2 separate regions of the Homo sapiens genome follow, and region 1 is linked to region 2. A link is a contact called in ENCODE Hi-C or POLR2A ChIA-PET data. All regions are on one chromosome and are shown on one strand. The core of a region is the stretch at or near the end of the contact, and the rest is flanking DNA. Distances in the headings are between cores, read along the strand shown.

What was found. A loop is a pair of places that touch in the nucleus more often than their neighbours do. ChIA-PET counts read pairs that join two places held with the same protein, here RNA polymerase II (POLR2A). Pooled maps may share reads with other maps.
Region 1: a loop to region 2 is called in a map of IMR-90, with 8 times the contacts of the local background. The contact joins two enhancer-like sites. A Hi-C loop is called at or near these places in 2 of 168 maps with a recorded cell type or tissue (IMR-90 and tibial artery) and 3 of 50 pooled maps. POLR2A ChIA-PET finds 5 or more read pairs at or near these places in 3 of 52 experiments (RWPE1, WTC11 and activated naive CD4-positive, alpha-beta T cell).

Annotation. Positions count from the first base shown.
Region 1 is chr3:9,668,506-9,672,227 of GRCh38, reverse strand. MTMR14 (myotubularin related protein 14) reads right to left here. Exons shown (of 19, transcript NM_001077525.3): 4 at 3,434-3,509; 5 at 2,736-2,796; 6 at 1,058-1,180. Among named protein-coding and RNA genes, the nearest start is that of MTMR14, 21 kb to the right of the region's middle. Within about 2 kb of position 1,932, at least 9 of the 41 ENCODE cell types and tissues checked have a DNase peak (open chromatin) inside an H3K27ac peak, as active enhancers do.
Region 2 is chr3:9,351,976-9,355,666 of GRCh38, reverse strand. It overlaps a transcript of SRGAP3 not described here. Among named protein-coding and RNA genes, the nearest start is that of THUMPD3, 9.2 kb to the left of the region's middle. Within about 2 kb of position 2,311, at least 12 of the 41 ENCODE cell types and tissues checked have a DNase peak (open chromatin) inside an H3K27ac peak, as active enhancers do.

The sequences.
Region 1 (3,722 bases), core at 683-3,182, 320 kb before region 2:
ATTCCAACATATCAACCAAGGGAAGTTACTCCCCCTCTAATACTACAGCAAGCCTCAATCAGAGCCTAAAGGTGGAAAACAACCTTCCACCTGACCCCAAAATGCACACAGTGTAGCCACTCTGACCCAGGAATGAGATGAGAGCCAAATAATATGATCCTATGGGAACCCTTTTTTTCTGCTCTCCTGTCTTCTCTAATAGTCACTGAGCCCACTTCTGAACAGGGTGAACAAACAGCATCTGAAAATAAACACTGGGGACTCTGACAGATAAAGGATGGGAGGAATAAGGCAATATTCAGATCTGAAGATAGGTGAGCTCTAACGTTAGCCTCAGTATGCCTTATTTTCTAAGACCACCTTTTAGGATCATTTAAAAACATTTAAAAATCATTTAAAAAACAAAATTTTGGAAAAAGTTCCTGAAGTCTCATCACTAACCCAGGCTCTATTTTTTAGTTTTGACTTCTTATATTTGAATTTGGTCCATATGTGTTATTTTTATATGACAGCAGTCACTGAAGTAAAATTTGAATATATGCTGATTTTTTTGTTCAATTTTAAAAGAAATTCTAGGACCAGGCACAGTGGGCTCATTCTTGTAATCCCAGCACTTTGGGAAGCTGAGGCAGGAGGACTGCTTAGGGCCACATGTTTGAGACCACTTTAGGCAACAAAGACTCTGTCACTATGAAAAATAAATTAAAAAAATTAAGAGATTCTAATCTGCCACACATGGCATAGAACATGGAGCTGGAAAAAAAAAATACAGAGATATGTAAGAGAAGGTGGCAGCAGAGCACTGGGTAGAGACTGATGGCTGCCTCAGTCACTAACATACAACCTGAGCAAGCTACTTCATCTCTCTGTGCTTCAGTGTCTGTAAGAGGGGGACACTGGTACCTATTTTGCAGGGCTGTCTGAAGATACAGTGAGATAATGTACAGAAAGCCCTTTGTAAGAAGGCCAGCACGCAGTGACAGCTACATACTAACGCCAGCCCTGCAAATCTGTACACACTGCCTCTGCTCATTTTGTAGTGGGCGCCTGTACTTACTTCATGCCAAACTTCACCTTCTTGTTCTCCACCATCAGGTCACAGATGTATTTGACTGACAGGTATCGAAGCAGCTTGATGTCATAGCCTCTGACCTTATCAAAAAGATGCGTGTCACCACTTCTGAAATAAAGAGCCAGAGGGAGAAGTTACATGGCATGTTCACTCACAGGAGCTTGGGGGTGGGCACTCATTCAGGGAAGTATGGATGTCACTCTTCTCCAGAAGCTGGGGCGTGTGCTAGGTGGACGCATGGGTGCCAAACAGGACAACTGATTTCAGCGAGGTTGCAGGGAAGGTGACTTTCTAAGAGACTACCCCAATCTCTGGGATGTATTTCAAAGAAGAGAAATTTGCAGGTGGAAATGGAAAAGGACTTTCTGGCATTGCTTGACATTAAGCCAGAAGACTCAAAATAATCTCAGCGTTCTAAAATGCAGCAGGCTGGTGGCTGATAGAATCTTTCCGTTTCCATTAGAATTGATCCCCTTCCACCCCCTCCTTTTCCCCCATTTATGATCATTTTTAGCCACATGACTTGCTCATAATGTAGCAGTCTGAAATACTTGTACAGATAAAGTTTTTAGAGCTATTTTATCAACTGATTATGAAATACTAGCAAGTAAATTCCCTCTACCTAGCAGGCCGATGAAGCAAAGAGAAAGATAAAATTTTTCTATCTCACTGCTGCCTTTTGATCAGCCCTGCAGATACAGGCAGAAGTAGAAAGCATAAACAGTCGCCATTACTTTTTTATTTTTTAATCCACACTGCTTTGTTGTCCCCAGCAGTTTCCTTGCTAAGAACAGTGTATGCTGAAGATGGTGACCTGGCTGGGCAGAGGTCACCTGATCTAGGGAGAAGAGCCAAACATTCTTGAGCACAAGCCAGAGCCGCTGCTTTCAGAGCTAACAGGCAGAACCTGGGCATAGCAAGATGCCCTTTCATGAACTGAACTATGATTTGGGAAGCTGATCTTAACTAGGGTGCTTGTGTGCATTCCAGAGATGCTTGACACCAGTTAAAGACTTTCCATGTGGTACAGACCATGCAAAGGAGCTTTTCTAAAATATCCTGTAGTATTGTTTTCTAAAAACATTTGGAAAGCGGATAGCAAGAGTGTGAACCAGCCCATTTCCTCCTTTTATAGGGACTCAAACTCCTGTTCTGTACCAAGCTCTTCTTATGTGTAGTACCAATCATGCAGCTGTGACACATCTGGTCTCCAAATGTGCCTTCCAGGCTAGACCTCATGTCTCCTATGTATGGACTGTAGCCCTTGCCCTGTGCCTCAGTACCAGCTGTACTGGGTGAGATCTGGCAGGTTGGTAATCAGCATCATAGCTGCAAACTGGCAACTCTGTGGGGCTTTAAAACAAATATAGATGTCTGGGCCCTATCTCGGGCCTGCAGTACCAGGAACCCCAAGAGTGGGATGTTCTCTGTGAATCCAGGTGTGCAGTCAAGATGGGGACAGACTGCTCAGGTATTTGGCTGCTACCCAGTGGACTTCAACAGCCATATTTCAGGGGCACAGACTTGGCAGACAGAAGAGGAAGAAGCCAATCCACTCACCTGAACCAGTGACAAATACCCACGGACAATATGAACATGGCCATCTCTGGCCAGACACCCCATCCCCAACACAAGCCCCTGACCACAGCAACCCAGCACTGACCGAAGAGCACAGTCCTCCTCCGTGACGTCCTCCACATCTGCCCAGGCATCATCTGCACCCCCTGCCAGAGAAACCTATCTGTCAGTACTGAGGCTGGTGACCCAGGGCTCCACACAGGGGCCTCCTCACCAGCCTCCTTCCCCATAGTGCCAAGGGTGGGCTGGGACTACATGGCTCTACTCCTAAGGACACAGTATGCCCCCATATGCCTGGTAGTCTTCACCTCTAAGGTGAACTCCTGTTTGTCTCCTGGTCCCTGATCAAAGGAAGGCCCCTGATCTCCACCCAGCTCACTCAGACCCCCTACCTATACTATTGTGGTCATGGGTGGCTATTCTTTTTTTTTTTTTTTTGAGACGGAGTCTCACTCTGTTGCCCAGGCTGGAGTGCAGTGGCGTGATCTCGGCTCACTGCAACCTCCATCTCCCGGGTTCAAGCGATTCTCCTGCCTCAGCCTCCTGAGTAGCTGGGACTACAGGTGTGCATCACCACACCCGGCAAATTTTTGGTATTTTTTAGTAGAGATGGGGTTTCACCGTGTTAGCCAGGATGGTCTCGAACTCCTGACCTCGGGATCCGCTCGCCTTGGCCTCCCAAAGTGTTGAGATTACAGGCGTGAGGCATGGCGCCCGGCCCGGGTAGCTATTCTCTATGACTGGGTTCTCATTCTACATCAGAGGATGCTGTTCAACATTCACCTGAGAAAAAATAGTTGTAGCCTGAGCGTCCATACAGCTCTCCCCATCCAGCCAGTGTGGCCGACCTGCAAATGTGCTGGGAGAGAAACATCATTTTCACGGTCAGATGGTTTTCTGAAGCATGCACAGTTGAAGGAACATGTGGGACTCCTCTGACTCTTCCAGGCCAGCATAACGGGCCCAGGAGCACTCCCCAAAGTTTTATCAGCATCAAGGCTGCCACAATCAGTCAGAAGATCCCTAGTACTTAATCCACAACCTCTACTGAGGGAGTCTCACTCCCAAACAA
Region 2 (3,691 bases), core at 1,062-3,561:
CGGTGCTGGAGAGGTGGAGGAATATGTCTATTGTATGTCAGGTGGTCAGGTAAAGCCTCTTTGATAAGGTGACAAAGTAGACCCTGAATGAAACAACAGAGCAAGCTATTTAGATAGCCAGGAGGGGAGCATCCCAGGCAGAAGGCCTCAGCATATTCAGCAGGGCCTAGGAATAGCCAGGTGGCCAGTGAGGCTGCAGAGGAGTGAGCAGGATAGAGGTGGAAGAGAGATGGGATGGATACATCGTAGAAGTCAGTGTCTCACAAATTATCACCGTGCCTGACCAAAACAAACGAACAAACAGACAATCACTCTGGCTGCTGCCTGGACAATGTTAGGGAGCAGGAATGGAAGCAGTTACTAGGTGATTTCATTGGTCCAAGTGAGAGATGATGATATCTCAAACTAGGATATTAGGGGTGGGTGTGGTGAGAACTGTCAAATTCTGGGGTGTTTTGAAGGATGGGCTGTCATTGCTGGTGTTTTAGATTTGGGTTTGAAAAGAAAGGAGAGGAAGTTTGAGGGTCAGACTTAGCAGATTTGCTGGTTTAGAGTAACCATGTCCTGCTGACAGATGCATGGCCAAGAACGAGGCTAAACTGTCACAAAGTAAGTACAAGTGGGCACATATGCTCTTTATGGTTCTGGTTTATTACAAAGAAAAATGGTATGTTCGTTTATATCAGAAAGAACCAGATGACCTCCTTGGAAAATATTGACTAAAATGGATCTTGCTAGAAAATGCCAGTTTGAGACAGGTAACATTACATGTAGAAATTGAAGCCACTCATTTCTTTCTAACTGGAAGTAGTGGTTATATTAAACTAAAGAGTAAACAAGCATATGATTAAGTGTGATGATTCATATCAGATATAGTGACACAAATGAGGAGGAGCTCAGTGGTGCTTGTTCCCACAAACCTGGATATCTTTTTTACCTTAATGTCTTCCTATCCTTGCCTATTCTTTTTTTTTTTTTTTTTTTTGAGATGGAGTCTCGCTCTGTCACCCCGGCTGGAGTGCAGTGGCGCAATCTCGGCTCACTGCAAGCTCCGCCTCCCGGGTTCACACCATTCTTCTGCCTCAGCCTCCTCAGTAGCTGGGAGTACAGGCGCCTGCCACCATGTCCGGCTAATTTTTTTTGTGTTTTTTAGTAGAGACCGGGTTTCACCGTGTTAGCCAGGATGGTTTCGATCTCCTAACCTCGTGATCCACCCGCCTCGGCCTCCCAAAGTGCTGGGATTACAGGCATGAGCCACCGCGCCCGGCCTCCTTGCCTATTCTTAAAGTAAAACAAGGTCCTGGGTAGAAAGTCAGATAGCACAGCCACTCCCTTGCCCACCTTCTTCCTCTCCTGCAGAGAGAGGCAAGGACTGTTAGCCACTTCTGCTTTTCGTTTCTATGGTGATTACCTTCATGGCTCTAAAAGACACGTTTGTAGTGCCATTTCTTGCTTTTTCAATTTTTGCTATTATCTGCGGACTTTGTTATGGTACTTGAAGTTTAGCCTATTAACATTACCACCATCCTGTCGCCCCCTTCCTTCTTCTGCCATTATAGCTACAACCCAATGTAGTTTGTTCCTCTACATTAAATTTACCTTTTAAGTGTAAGGGATATATTAGTATTAAACATCTTCTTGTTCTGTCAGTTATGCACAGCATCTCTTGATCCCCCGCACTGTGAGACAAGGGTTTCATTGGCACTCCTGGCCTTTACCTCTCCTCCCTTCCTTGTACTCCCCAATCTATTTTGTTAAAAGAAGATCCCACTTGGCCAGTTGGATTCCTGTGGGGATGTAATTGAAAGAAGGATGCCCCTACACCTGCTTTTCATTCAGTACACTACTGAAATTCCATCTCCCCCAAGAAAACCTTTTGGGACCTCATTGAGAGATAAGAGATGTATCTATTAATATAATCTTATTAATGAAATAATAGCCTAGGAGTCCATGAACCTTTAACCCGAAGGACCTTTGTCCTGTCAGGTGTTAACAACTAGAGGGAAATACAATCAGCTTTGGCTGTGCTCTAAGCAAGCAGAGGCTTATTTACTTTTCCCGTGCCCTTTCAAGCCAAGGGCTATAAAACCGCTTTAGTAACATAACCCCTGTGAGAGCTTGTTGGTGGACTTAGTGCCATCACAGTAAATTTTCAAGAGAATGTATATGAAATTTATTCTTCTCCTTGAATTTCATGTTGATAAGTAAGTTGATTTAAAAGCAGCTCATTCGTTTGGAAAGGAACTGTATCCTTATAACTGAGATTACTGGAAGAAGGTCATGAGCTGGGGAATGCAGCACCCCTGCCACCTAGTGGTTCCTCCTGCTGAAACACTGCTTTTGCAAAGCACAGAAAACACAAATTGAGTTAGTATAGGAGTCAAATACAGCGAATGTCCTGAATCTGGGAAACTTCCATTCTCTCCTCCCTGTGTGATATCAGAGGAACGAAAAGAGCACTGACAAGGGAGAATGTTGTAGGTAAACATGGATAGCCATCAGGTCTCCTGCACAAAGGGGCAGCTGCAGGAAGCAGGAAGTGCAACAAATGAGCAAAGAAAGGGACAGGATCCCTCAGCAGTGGTCACTGCAGCAGCAACACGGTGCCAAAGGCAAAGCAGAATCACCAGCAAGATCAGCAGGGACAATGATGATAAAGCCACATAGGCTCAGCATCAACAACAGCCCTAGAGACTGTGGCCTTGGGACTGTAGTACTGCTTGATTCATGGTAAACCAATCAGGACACTCAGGGAACAACAACAGAAATCAGCATTTACAGAGCACATACTCAGTTGAGGCAGAGTTTTACCTGTATATCACATAATAGTCTATGGGGGTAGATATTCTTATTAGCCGTGTTATACAGGTGATGAAATTGAGGCTAACTAACTGGCCTAAAGTCACAGAGTTGATGAGACTTAGAGCCAAGATTCAAACGCACACCAAGGTGGCCTGACCCCAGCTGCAGAGCTCTTAACTACAGACATGCATTGCTAAAAGAAGGGGATATGATCCGAGAAATGTGCTGTTAGGTGATTTTGTCATTGTGTGAACCCATAGCCAGCTACACACTGTTAACAAAAGACCATGAGGCCAGGCATGGTGGCTCACGCCAGTAATCCCAGCACTTTGGGAGGCCGAGGTGGGTGGATCACCTGAGGTCAGGAGTTTGAGACCAGCCTGGTCAACATGGTGAAACCCTATCTCTACTAATAATACAAAAATTAGCCAGGCGTAGTGATGCGTGCCTGTAATCCCAGCAACTCAGGAGGCTGAGGCAGGAGAATCACTTGAAGCTGGGAGGTGGAGGCAGCAGTGAGCTGAGATCGTGCCACTGTGCTTCAGCCTGGGTGACAGAGTGAGACTCCATCTCAAAAAAAAAAAAAAAAAAAATGTCCATAACATCTGTGGAGGAAAAGGGGAGAGTTTTATTTTCTGTAAAAAACAATCTGCAGATTGGGGAAATGCAGCTTCAGGTGTAAAACAGAAGTGGGCTCTAAGCAGGGTGGAAAGTTAGAGATTATAAAGGCAAAAACTGCAGGACAGGGGAGGGTAATCAGGGGAGTCAGAAACAGAGTGTCGATTAGATGGCCTTAAAGCCCCAAATCACCAGTCTCTCTTAATTGGCTGGTTCCAGGTTGTCTGTTGGCAGGAGGTGGTCTTGTGGTGGTCAACTGGGGAATTCCCAG